Regions from separate parts of the Mus musculus genome. Here region 2 is linked to region 1. Evidence: chromatin contacts called from ENCODE Hi-C or POLR2A ChIA-PET data. All regions are on one chromosome and are shown on one strand. The core of a region is the stretch at or near the end of the contact, and the rest is flanking DNA. Distances in the headings are between cores, read along the strand shown.

Region 1 (6,692 bases), core at 1,364-3,863:
GATCAAGTGGGAAAAGTCCTTTGTGGATGGGACCATCTCTGGGCTGGCAGTCTTGGGTTCTATAAGAGAGCAGGCTGAGCAAGCCAGGGGAAGCAAGCCAGTAAAGAACATCCCTCCATGGCCTCTGCATCAGCTCCTGCTTCCTGACCTGCTTGAGTTCCAGTCCTGACTTCTTTTGGTGATGAACAGCAGTATGGAAGTGTAAGCTGAATAAACCCTTTCCTCCCCAACTTGCTTCTTGGTCATGATGTTTGTGCAGCAATAGAAACCCTGACTAAGACACTACCCACAAGGCCTTTGCCTTGAAATATCATTCTCTGGCCCCTCACCCTAGGGTTTGTTGTTTGTTGTTTTTAACTACTATATATGGTTACTTTTCTTTGGCTGTGATAAAACACTATGACCAAAACCAATTTATGGAGGAGCTCACTTTTGCCCTACAGAGACAGACTTCCTACTGAGGAGGCGTGGCCGGGGCAGGAAGCAGAGAGTGAAGTGGGAGGGGAGTCTGGGAGATCTCAGGGCACTCCCCACACCCCATCAGCGACAGACTTCCTCCAGAGCTGCAACCACCTCCCTAAATAGTGCTCCAACTGGGGACCAAGGGTTCAAATATCTGTGTCTATGGAGGATAGTCTCATTAAAACCATTCCAACTACTTAATAGTGATTAATAATTAATAGTAACTGAGAGGAACCCAGAGGGTTGGTTTGTGAGTTTACCACTGAATTCCTTAGCCTAAACTATTATTTGGCACACCGAATGGATGAACCATTTGCTAAATGAATAATGAATTACAATCAGATGGGTGTGTTGGTTCAAATATGAAATGTCTCTAACAGGTTCACATGTTGATTGTTTATTCCCAAGAGGGCCTTGAGGAGACTTTAGGGGGGTAGAACTAGGTAGCAGAAGTAGGTCTTTAGGGGTGGGTCTCACCTGGCCCTACCCTCTTTGCTTTCTGACCTTCCCTGTTGGACTCTCCGCTGCCCTAAGCTCTGCCTTCTCCACTACGTGAGACGGAAACCTGAGTGTGACCCCGAATAAGCCCTCCTTCTCTTGAACTGTTGTTTCAGGTGTTTGGTCATAGCCACCTGAAGAAATAAATACAGACACTTTGCGGTTGGAGAGGCTATGCAAAGATAAAGGGACCAACCAAGATCAGAGTGGCTGTCCACAAGCAAATGGGGAGTAGGGCAGGGTGGGATGGAAAGGGGGAGGGGCGATCAGGTCTGGAAAGCAAGTGAAGAGCAGCTTTGGCCTTCAGCCTCTGTAAACTAACAAGCTGGACATTTATACAAAGAGCCGGAAGAAGCCGTTAGTTTCGAGGGCTTTGTAAGTTATTCTTCATTTTCCTGGATCCGGAAAAAGAAGAGCAGTAGAGTAGAAGCCGAGAAACAAGTCAGGAGATGGCACCTTTACTTAATACTATACTTAGTTCCAGAAGAAAACATTAGAACCGCAGGCTTACTAAACACATCCCAAACTGCAGGCTAAAGGAAAGCAAGACAGGCAGGACACCTCAAGCGTGGTGCAAAGGGCTGTGGGTACTTACAGGACAGGAGGGACCAGGAGGTATTTCTACTCTAGGAGATAAAAAGACTAGTAGCAGCCATAGGGCAGGTGCAAGGAGAGCAACATCCGTCTAGTTCGGGGAAGACTTTTCCTTAAGCAGAGATGGTAATACCATAATTGTGCAAGAAGTTGAGGCCCCTTTACCCAGTGCATGCTTAGCAGCAAGTTCAACAGTGAAGAGAACAGCGTGTCCCTGAGGGCTGCGGACAGGGGCAACAAAACCACAGCCACTCTAGAAAGAAAAATGAGGCTGGGAAGGACGGCACCGGCAGGAGGAGGGTTAGGGTAGGGTGGGGTTAGATGCAGTGTGGACACCTCTCCCTCCTCCCAAGGCCAACCTTACTTTATTACATGTAAAGAATTCCACCATACATCTCAGGGCAGCCTGAACAGTCCCTTATTGGCGTGTACTTAGTTTGGGGGGATCCAAACCTCGTTGCTGATCTTCCTCTATTTCCCAAACGCCAAAGCATCTTCTAGGAGTGAAAAAAGTTACCCCACAGAACCAAGGGACTAAAACCAGTTTCACAGAAAGGGTACAGCCTGAATCTGCTGCTGCTGTCCATCAGATGCAGGTCATCTTAAGTCCATCTTAAGTCCGTCTCAGAATGAGCCCTCCTACTATACGCTGGGTTGAACTGTACCGGTGGGGACGACAAAAGACCTAGGTCTCAAAGGCTTACTGGGGCTATGGCGAGCGCTTGCGAACCTCCCACTTTAAGATGGGTATTTCCGTGGTCATTTCTATCTCAGCTGAGGTGATTGTGACACCAGTCCCCAGTCTCGAAATTCAGGCCCCACATTTCTTCCCCATACCCCCCACCTCTACTCCCCCACCCCGGCGTCGCAGTCTTCCGGCCCCGATCCTGGTGCTTCCCTAGCCTCCGCGAGCGCTCTCACCGGCGTTGTGCCGCCTGCCCCGGCCGTGGCCGCACCTCCAATTGGGCGCCTTCGCGGTGTGCGGAGGCGCAGATGCTGGTAAGCAAGGCTCGGCTCACTCCACTCGGGGCGGCACCCGGACAGCTCGCTTTCGAGTGCACAAACCCCGCGGAACCTCGAACTGTTTATTTGTTGCTAGGGCACCGGGGCGGGGCATGCCGCACTGGGCGGAGCCCTTGTGAGCTCAGTTTGTGTGTTCCGATTCGGTTTACGCGGAGGTGACGATGATTAAGAACTCAAACTGGGAGCAAAGTTGCAAAGTTTTGTCTCCGGCAGTGCGATTGGGCGGGGCATGAGGGGAAGGGGCGGGCCGCCAAGATCAGCAGTTTTGTCTTTGGGAAGGAAAGGCTAGAGAGAGTGTAAGCTAAATCAGTCTCTTGAAATCTTCAGAAACTCTTTCACTTCTTCTGATAAACAAGAATAAGGTCTCTGAGGGTCGAGGTGAGAATAACAGAAGAAATGTCTGTAAGAGTCTAGTACAGGCCTCAGGAGAGGAAAGTGGGCAGGGTTCGTACATTATGGGTGGGATTAGCTTCTAACCTTGTGAGTCCATCCTTTTCTCCCAGAAAGGGAATGCGTTTGGGGGCATAACTCCAATTGTTTTTTTTTTATTTTTTTTATTTTTTTAGAACTTGCCATTCCATTTTATTCAGTAAGCGGATATTGTATATCTGTCGCGTGCCTGACTCCCGCTTGCCATGGGAATTCAGTGCCCAATATGAGCCAAGGTTCTTGAACTAAAAAGGTTGGAGGAGGAAGATGGGAACACAGCAAAGAGGAAGGGTATGAATTGCAAGCGCTGGCCACAGTTAAAAGTGATAGGTGCAGAGTTGGCTCAGTGGTAAAGAGCACTTGCTTTTGCAGAGGACCCAGGTTGGGCTCTCAGCACCCACAGGGCTGTTCACAACCATCCAGTCCCAGGGATCCAGCGCCCTCTTCTGACCTCCACAGGCACCAGGCAGCTCACTATACAGTGCACTGATACACATGCAGACAAAACACTCACCACACAAAAAAATAAAAACAAATAAACGTTACAAAACAAAACAAACAAAAAAACCCAAACGACCAGGAACAGTCCAAATCATGGGCCGGATATGGTAAACCCAGGGCAGGAGGCAGGTGAACCAAGAAGCAGGTTAAAATCCTGAAAAGACCTTACATGCTATAGTAGGTTTTGCTAGCTTTTCTCCAGCCTGGTTAGTGAAATGACTTTCAAAATCAAGTCTTTATGTCCTTTGGAGTTTTCACTGACAAGACTGTGTTTTGTCTGGCAATTTTATCATGATTTATATATCCCTTGATATGGCAAACTCTGTGTTTTCTCCTTTGTGGACTGGCTTCTAATCCAAGGATTGGGAGTGAGCCCCTTTCCCTGCCTGTATCTCAATGTTTTGTTTTGCTTTGTTTTGTTTGCAGCTTTCCAAGGTTAATCTCTACTGGGATCATTTCAAAATTTGTTCCTTTTTTTTTTTCCTGATCAACAACTTGTGATGGTGGTACCATGGTGAAGTGGGTTCTTGACTACATACAAGGTTTAGAAGACTTCATTGCGTTGGGAGTGACAATGGGGTGTTTTGAATGATAACAGTCCCCACAGGCACATATATATGAATATTTGGTCCCTGGTTGGTGGAACTGTTTGGGAAGAATGAAGAGGTGTGGCCTTGCTGGAGGAGGTGTGTCACTGGAGGAGGGCTTTGGCAGTTTCAAAAGTCTGTGCCAGACCCATCCCTCCCTCCCCTCCCTCCCCTCCCTCAAACTTATGGATAAGATGTAAGCCCTCAGCTCCTGCTCCAGTGTCATGGTTACCTGCCTGCTGCGATGCTCTACATCATAATGGTCATGGGCTCACCCTCTGAATTTGTAAGCAAGCCCCCCAATAAATGCCTGAGCGAGGTGGGGGTGGGGAGAGAAGCGTGGCAGGAGCGAGCAGGGCCAGAGCAGAGCGAGGCCAGAAAGAAAAAGTTTGTAAATGCTTTGTTCTATAAGTTGGTCATGGTGTCTCTTCACAGCCATGGAAGAGTGACTCAGACAGACAGTGGTAGTCTTTATTCTGAGGGAATATACAAATGCTCACTTTATAAGCTGAATAGATCAATACAAAATGGAAATAGGAGAAAGCAAGAGAAGGAACCACTAATATCTCCCAACCCCCATGCCTCCTGACGTTCTCAGGTCTCTACAGCAGCTCGCACTCCCAGGAAGCTCCAAACCGTCAATGTACCTGGCATCACACCCTGCCACCCTTGCCTTTGGCCTAATGTCCCTATGATCACTGCCATGTTCCCACTTGTATGGTCTTTGCCTGGGCTGCTGTAGTCCTGACATCCTGCTGCCCCGACTTCTATATCCCTTCATATTTTAAAGCACAGGCCAAACCATGGGTCACTCACTTTCAAAACTGTTCAGTGACTGATATCTATGACTCAGCTTTTCTATTTTTAAAAAATATTTTATTTATTATATGTAAGTACACTGTAGCTGTCTTCAGACACTCCAGAAGAGGGCATCAGATTTCATTACTGATGGTTGTGAGCCACCATGTGGTTGCTGGGATTTGAACTCAGGACCTTTGGAAGAGCAGTCAGCACTCTTAACTGCTGAGCCATCTCATCAGCCCCTTCTTTTCTTTTTAAAAAAGATTTATTATATGTAAGTACACTGTAGCTGTCTTCAGACACACCAGAAGAGGGCATCAGATCTCATTACAGATGGTTGTGAGCCACCATGTGGTTGTTGGGATTTGAACTCAGGATCTCTGGAAAAGCAATCAGTGCTCTTAACCGCTGAGCCATCTCTCCAGCCCTCAGACAGCTTTTCTAGCTCCCTTCTTAGCACCACAAATGCTTGCCGGTCTCGTTCTTCTCTGGGGGTTGTGATTCTGTCATGCCCTTGGCTGCTGCTTCTGTGTTCTCTGGATCTTGAATGCCCTGTTGATCAGAGGCCCCGTTGAAGGTTAAGGCCAGGCAAACAGGAGCAATACTCTGCCTGTTAGACGAAGCCCAGATCTCTGCAGCAGCCACTTGTATGTAGGCAGGCACAGTATGTACTTACTGTCCCCACGTTCAGTGGGAAGTAGAGTCCCCTTCACCTTACCAAGTGTGAGGGCTACTTCCTGCTCAGAAGTCACCAGAAGACACAGCCATCATCTTCTGTGGCTGTAATAAGATACCCAAGGTAAGGGATGACAAAAGATTTATTTGGCACACAGTTTTGGAGACTGAAAGATCAGAAATCCTTTCAGTTTCTCCTTCTGTGAGGTCATAACAGTAGGCAGATGTCATCAAGACATGAATGCATCAGAATGTGGTAAAAGAGGGAGGGTGCCAGAAAGACTTAATGGTTAGGCTCATTAATTATTTATTTATAAAGATTTATTTTATTGATATGAGTACACTGTTGCTATCTTCAGACATGCCAGAAGAGGGCATAGGATCTGATTGCAGATGGTAGTGAGACACCATGTGGTTGCTGGGAATTGAACTCAGGACCTCTGGAAGAACAGTTAGTGCTCTTAACTGCTGGGCCATCTCTCCAGCCCCAGACTCACTCTTTATAATAATAAATTTTCCCTTTTATTTTTTTCTCTTTGCCTTCTGAGTGCTGAGATTGCAAGTATGTGCCTCCATGTCCACCTAAACATGAGCTGGCCAGCTTTCTACTTTTCTTTCTTACAGAGCTGGGACCTAGCTCTGAGTGATACTTCTAGCCCAATAAGACCTACCTCAATGCCAATGACCTACCTTCTAGTAGGCCATGCCTTTATTTATTTATTTATTTATTTATCATTTATTTGCAAGTATGTGTGGGCATTTGCAATGTGGAGCTCACAGGACAGCTTATGGGAGTTGGTCTTTCCTTCTACCATGCGGGTACACTCAGGCTGTCCACTTTGTGGTTAGTGCCTTTACCTACTGAGCCATCTTCCCAGTCTCTGTTTTTGGTTTGGTTTTGTTTTTAAACATTTGAAAGATTTATTTGTTTGTTTGTTTATTTATCTTAGCTCTTACTGTAGTTGTCTTCAGACACACCAGAAGAGGGCATCAAATCACATTGTAGATGGTTGTGAGTCACCATGTGGTTGCTGGGAATCGAACTCAGGATCTCTGGAAGAGCCGTCAGTGCTCCTAACCACCGAGCCATCTCCCCAGCACCCTCTCCCCAGGCTCTGTTTT
Region 2 (7,049 bases), core at 1,095-3,594, 42 kb before region 1:
TTCACACCTCAAGCTACAACCTGGAGGCAGAGAAAGCATAGTGGGGGTCGCCAGAGGCTTTGACCGCTCAGAGCCCACCTCCACATTTCATTCAAACTACCACAATAAGTAATCTAGAGATGATTCGAAGTGTATGGGAGGATATGGCAGGTCTTAGAACCACTTTGAACCATTTTCTAAAAGGGATTTGAGAGCCTCTTGTAGAGTTTAGGATTCATGGGGGATCCTGGAACAAGGAAGGAAGAGTTGTACTGCTTTCATGTTATTGTTATCTGGGAAACAACTTAGTAGGCACCTACTGTGGGCCTAGCTATGGTAAAACAATTCCTAGCTCCGACTCTGGCTTTTACCTACAGCTATCGTCATTAAAGTACAGCCAAGAAAGTAATGGTCCCACAAGGAAGGTGCTAAATCTTACCGAGTTCTTTTGAGGATGTAGAACTGTGTGACTCTTTCTGGGAGACTAGAACAATTGTCTGTTCTGCCAGAGACTAGCTGAATAAAGCAATGAGATTACGGATTCACAAGGGTGTGGCTGACAGTTTACTTGGAGCAGGAAGGATGACTCAAAGGCAGCTGTACCTCCAAAATGCCCACCCCCTGCGTGAGTGACAGCTCACAACCTGTAGGTAGTCCCACAGTAGGCTCTTCTCCCAAGCAATTGTTACCGCTTATACAACTTTGGGTGTGGGTGGGTGTGTTGGGGGTGGATGTTTCAGTAGCTTTCTAAGACTTGTAAATTGTGTTTGCTTCCTGAGTCTTATAAATTTCCTTTCTCCCCGCTCCAGGAGGGACTGATTCACTCCAGAGGAAACCACTACTCAACAACAGACTGAAAATGTACAAAGCTGGAGTAGGCAACAGTATGCTTGTTAGCTCCATAGCAACCAGAGAACCCCTTGTCAGTTCACAAAGGTCTCTGCTACAAAAGAATAAACCAGGGGCTGGAGAGATGGCTCAGCTGTTAAGTGCACTGACTGCTCTTCCAGAGGTCCTGAGTTCAAATCCTAGCAACTGCATGGTGGCTCACAACCACCTGTAATGAGATCTGATGCTCTCTTCTGGTGTGTCTGAAGACAGCTACAGTGTACTTATGTATAATTAATAAATCTTAAAAAAACAAAAATATAAGAGTGAACCAGCATGTGAGGTTCACAAGGACGGGACACTGGGTCTGAAGTCATTTCTCCTCGCTGACATTCACAGCATCTTTTCCATTGAGCCGCTGAATGTACTGCCAGAAAAAGTCCCGTCCCCCCCCAATGATGATAAGGATGCAAAAATCGAAACCAAACCAAACCAAAAACCCTGCGCACATTACCCCTGGCAAGGGCAAGCTGCCTTAAATTGCTTAGATTTTGATGCTAGCTCACAGCAGTTTTCACCAAGCAGGTTAACAGAAGAGAGGATACAGTTTCCATCAGAGGAGCAAGTGGGAATCCAAGGGAATGGTATAGGACAGCTCTACTGGACATTTCCCAGCTCCATCCCAACCACCACGTGGACGTTCCTGGGATGGCTCTAATGTCAGATTCTGTATCATTCAGTTTATCTTGATCTTTCTCTTCTCTCTCCCCACGTCCCCATCCTTAGTTTCTTTCTTCCTTCCTTCCTTTCTCTCTCTCTCTCTCTCTCTCTCTCTCTCTCTCTCTCTCTCTCTCTTTCTTTCTTTTTCGAGACAGGGTTTCTCTGTATAGCCCTGGCTGTCCTGGAACTCACTTTGTAGACCAGGCTGGCCTCGAACTCAGAAATCCACCTGCCTCTGCCTCCCGAGTGCTGGGATTAAAGGCATGCACCACCCCCGGCCTTAGTTTCTTTCTTGACAGTCTCATATATTCTAGGCTATAAACTCATTACCAGGCAAGACTCCCGTGGCCCTCTGACCCCATCTCCTGCGTGATGGGATTATAGGGATGTGCCTGCCCTCAGCTCCTTAGTTATCATGAATTTTTACTTTAGAAAAAACAGTCAGAACCTGTGTGTAGCCGTGGGTGTCTGTAATCCCAGCACTTGGAAAACTGAGGAAAAAAAGATTGTTTGGAGGTCAAGGTCAGCCTGGGCTACAACCCTACTACACCCCGCCCCGTGTTCCAACCCTACAACAGCATAAAAGTAGGCATGGTGGCAATGCTTGAAATTCCAGAGGGGGAGGCAAAGTAATCAAAAGATCAAAGTCATTGTCAGTCAAGTAACTACTGAGAGGAAGGCGGGCCTGGGCTCGGGGAAAGTTGCTATGAAGCGGGTGGGGCTTAGAGGCGAGGAGGAAGGAGAAAGGATTCCTTCACTGCACTCAGATTCTAGCTCCACTCAGACAAACTTGTTTCCAGGCTGGAGTACTTCCTGTCCGGCTCCAGGCCCCACCCTATGGCCTCGGGCTCCATTTCCTCTTAAGTCACGCACCCGCTGGTTTTAGTTTTAGTGTTTTCCCCCTTTCAGAAATGTGTCTGATAGTTACAACTGTGTCCGTCCATCTGTTTCTTGGCAGAAAAACTTTGGGGGTCCCTTAGGCTTCTTCCCATTTACCCTATCTCTCAGTTCAAGCTGTTAGTGTTCCTGCTGTAATAAAATTCTGGGGTTGAGGTTGGGTGTGGTGATGTATGGCTTTAAACCCAGCACTCAGATCTCTGCGAGTTCAAGGCTAGTCTGGACTACACTGAGAGCTCCAGGACAGCCAGAGCTTTGTAGGGAGACCCTGTCTCAAAAAGCAAAGCAAAATAACACGTGTACACACGCACGCACACACACACACACACACACACACACACACAAAACCCTCAGGTGGAAAGACAGCTTAGCAGTTGTTCCTATAGAGGATCCGGGGTCAGTCAATTCCTAGCACACACATGGTGGCTCACTTCTACCTGTACTTCTAGTTCTAGGGGGATCTGACTCTCTCCACTGGCCACTAAGGGCAGCAGACATGTACGTGGTATATATATATATATATATATATATATATATATATATATATATATATATATATATATATGTAGAGAGAGAGAGAGAGAGAGAGAGAGAGAGAGAAAGAGAGAGAGTCAGACAGACAGACAGACAGTCATATCTAGAAAATAAAAGGGTCTGAAGAGATAGTTCAGCAGTTGAGAGCACTTGCTATTCTTGCAGAAGAACTGAATTCAGCTCCTAGCGACTACATTTAGCAGTTCTAAACTGCCCTTAACACCAGCTCCACGGGATTTCAACACCTTCTTCTGGCCTCTGAGGTCACCAGCACATCAATGGCATACATTCACACAGATGCAGGAAACAGACACATTTAAAAAAAAAAGAAAGAAAGAAAAAGAAAAAAAAAAAAGAAAAGCCAGGCGTGGTGGCGCACGCCTTTAATCCCAGCACTCGGGAGGCAGAGGCAGGCAGACTGAGTTTGAGGCCAGCCTGGTCTACAAAGTGAGTTCCAGGACAGCCAGGGCTATACAGAGAAACCCTGTCTCGAAAAACCAAAAGAATAAAATAAAAAAATAAAATAAAATAGGGGCTGGAGAGATGGCTCAGCGGTTAAGAGCACTGACTGCTTTTCCAGAGGTCCTGATTTCAATTCCCAGCAACCACATGGTGGCTCACAACCATCTGTAATGAGATCTGATACCCTCTTCTGGCGTGTTGGAAGACAGCTACAGTGTACTCATATGCATACAATAAATAAATCTTTTAAAAAATAATAAAGTAAAAATAAAATTCTTACCAGGTATAGTGGTGCATGCCACTGGAGAGGCAGAGGCAGAGGCAGAGGCAGAGGCAGAGGCAGAGGAGGGAGAGGCAGAGGCAGAGGCAGAGGCAGAGGCAGAGGCAGAGGCAGAGGAGGCAGGCAGAGGCAGAGGCAGAGGCAGAGGAGGCAGGCAGAGGCAGAGGCAGAGGCAGAGGCAGAGGCAGAGGAGGCAGGCAGAGGCAGAGGCAGAGGCAGAGGCAGAGGCAGAGGCAGAGGAGGCAAGCAGAGGCAGAGGCAGAGGCAGAGGCAGAGGCAGAGGAGGCAGGCAGAGGCAGAGGCAGAGGGCAGAGGCAGAGGCAGAGGCAGAGGCAGAGGGCAGAGGCAGAGGAGGCAGGCAGAGGCAGAGGCAGAGGCAGAGGAGGCAGGCAGAGGCAGAGGCAGAGGCAGAGGCAGAGGCAGAGGAGGCAGGCAGAGGCAGAGGCAGAGGCAGAGGCAGAGGCAGAGGCAGAGGAGGCAAGCAGAGGGCAGAGGCAGAGGCAGAGGCAGAGGCAGAGGAGGCAGGCAGAGGCAGAGGCAGAGGGCAGAGGCAGAGGCAGAGGAGGCAGGCAGAGGCAGAGGCAGAGGGCAGAGGCAGAGGCAGAGGGCAGAGGCAGAGGCAGAGGCAGAGGGCAGAGGGCAGAGGGCAGAGGCAGAGGCAGAGGGCAGAGGCAGAGGCAGAGGGCAGAGGCAGAGGGCAGAGGCAGAGGGCAGAGGCAGAGGGCAGAGGCAGAGGCAGAGGCAGAGGCAGAGGGCAGAGGCAGAGGCAGAGGCAGAGGGCAGAGGCAGAGGGCAGAGGCAGAGGCAGAGGCAGAGGCAGAGGGGCAGAGGGCAGAGGGCAGGAGGGCAGAGGGCAGAGGGCAGAGGGCAGAGGGCAGAGGGCAGAGGGCAGAGGGCAGAGGGCAGAGGGCAGAGGGCAGAGGGCAGAGGGCAGAGGGCAGAGGCAGAGGCAGAGGCAGAGGCAGAGGCAGAGGCAGAGGCAGAGGCAGAGGCAGAAAGGCAGGTGGATTACTGTGAGTTCAAGCAAGGCCAGCCTGGTGAACAGAGTGAGTTCCAGGAAAACAGAGAAACCCTGTTTTGAAAACCACACAATTTTTTTTATCTTTATGAGAATCAGGAATATTTATCATTAATTTAAAAAATGATTTATTTACACACACACATTCCCAGCTCGCACGTGTGAATGCAGATGTCCTTGAATCCGGAAAGGGTTGTAGGAGGCTGGAGCTACAGGAATTTATGAGCTGCCTGGTGTGAGTGCTGGGAACTGTACTTTACTCCTCTACAAGAGCAGTATGTATATGCTCTGCGCTCTCTCTCTCTCTCTCTCTCTGTGTGTGTGTGTGTGTGTGTAGACACACGGGCTAGATCTCCTGGAACTGGAGCTACAGGTAGTTGTGAGCCACTTAACTTAGGCACCAGGAACCAAACTCATGCCTTCTGGAAGAGCAGTAAGTGCTTTTAACTGCAGAGCCATCTTTCCAGCCCTGGGAATTTGGATATTTGTTTTGTTTGTTTTCCTATTTACACTAGACATTCTCTCTATTTGTGTGTGTGTGTATATGTCTGCACACACATGCATGTACATGCCACATTGCATGTGTAAAGATCAGAAGTCAGCCTTGGGGTCAGTTCTCACCTTGATTGAAACAGAGTTGAAGTGGAAGCATCTAGTTTCTTTGGAAAGTTAGTTATGTCAAATGATGGTTTGCTGGGACACTCAGGTGAGAGGATGTTTTGCTGGAGGAGACACAGGTGAAAGGATGTTTGGATAGAGCAAACACGTGAAAGGACCCTTGATGAAGGAGGATAACTATGACCCCACAGATGGTGGGAGACGAGTACTGAACATTGATTTGGTTTGCTCCGCCTCACTGTTCTTCCTCTAAAACCACGCGCGTATTGGGTCACCTTACCTTATTAAAAGTAGGTTGCAAAAAATTTATGCCTACACGGAATCTTTTTGTTGTACACACCAGGCTAGTTGCCCCACAAGCTCCTAAGGGACTCTTCTGTCTCTGTCCCTCCATTTTGCCTTAGGGGTACTGGGATTACAGATGTGTGCTATGTGGGTTTTGTTTTTTGATCTCAGGTTTCAGGTTCACACAACTCCCCAGTCCCCTGGGATTTATTTATTTTTTATTTTAAAGATTTATTTATTATTATACATAAGTACACTGTAGCTGTCTGTCTTCAGTCACAACAGAAGAGGGCGGCCAATCTCATTACAGATGGTTGTGAGCTACCATGTGGTTGCTGGAATTGGAACTCAGGACCTCCAGAAAAGCAAGTGCTCTGAACCACTGAGCCATCTCTCCAGCCCCCAGGATTTATTTCTTAGATCTTTGGTAAAACCCAGCAATAAAGTCATTTGGCTTGGAATTTTCTTTAAGGAGAGAATTGTAACTAAGATTTCAATTTCTTTAGTAGATAATATGTATGGACTTTCTATTTCTCCATCTCTTAAGTTTTATCTTCTCAGAAACTGTCCATTTCATCTATATCGTGAGACAAGTAAATATGAAATGGTTCATAATATTTCAGTATCTGTTGTATCTGCAGGGATCTTGACTTTCATAACTGATAGTCACTTTATTGCAATTCTTAACATTATTGCCTTTGCACTCAGAGGGGAACCCTAAACATTGCAGATTCTCTGATTCGCTTGTATGAGAATGGTAGATTGCAAGGCTGTTGGATGTGCTGCATAGATGCACATGAGAGTAAATGAAAAACCTAAATAAATGTTAACTTGGGCAGGTAGGGAATTGTGTCAACAATAGAGCTAAAGTACCAGTGCTAGGAGAGTGTGTGGTCTGCATGAGAATGGCCCTCAGGCTCATAGATTTGAATGCTCAGTTCCCAGTTGGTGGAACTGTTCGGGAAGAATTAGGAGGTGTGGCCTTGTTGAAGGGGGTGTGTCACTGCGGGGCGGGCTTTGAGATTTCAAAAGCCCACACCATTTACAGTGAGTTTGTCCTCGTAGGTCAGATGTAAGCTCTCAGCTACTTTTGCAATGTTCTGCCAGCCTGCCTAGTGCCATGTCTCCATCAATGATGGTCAAGAACTCACCCTCTGAAAAGGTAAGCCCTTAAACTCTCCCTCTATAAGTTGCTTTGGTCATGGTGAATAGATAATTATTCACTGCAACAAAAAAAAGTAACCAAGGCAGAGGGAATCTCAGTGATAGATTTCCCCAGCTTATATGAGGATCCAGGTTTTCATCCATAGCAATAAACAAACAGACAAAGGTTAAACCACAGTAAATCCGTAGATCCAGCTTGCAAACACTATTTATTGACAGCCTCTCATGTGCCTTCACAGAAGAGCCTATTGGGCAGAGAGAGAA

What was found. Hi-C counts contacts between places; a loop is a spot of excess contacts on that map. ChIA-PET counts read pairs that join two places held with the same protein, here RNA polymerase II (POLR2A).
Region 2: POLR2A ChIA-PET joins it to region 1 with 16 read pairs in embryonic stem cell. The contact joins the enhancer-like site here to the promoter of Smkr-ps in region 1. A Hi-C loop is called at or near these places in 1 of 37 maps with a recorded cell type or tissue (T-helper 17 cell). POLR2A ChIA-PET finds 5 or more read pairs at or near these places in 4 of 5 experiments (Patski and embryonic stem cell).

What each region holds. Positions count from the first base shown.
Region 1 is chr6:29,981,250-29,987,941 of GRCm38, reverse strand. It overlaps Smkr-ps (smal lysine rich protein 1, pseudogene), which reads right to left and starts at 2,613. Exons shown (of 2, transcript NR_040264.1): 1 at 2,476-2,613.
Region 2 is chr6:30,022,171-30,029,219 of GRCm38, reverse strand. No RefSeq gene overlaps it. Among named protein-coding and RNA genes, the nearest start is that of Nrf1, 22 kb to the left of the region's middle. Within about 2 kb of position 2,344, at least 1 of the 3 ENCODE cell types and tissues checked has a DNase peak (open chromatin) inside an H3K27ac peak, as active enhancers do.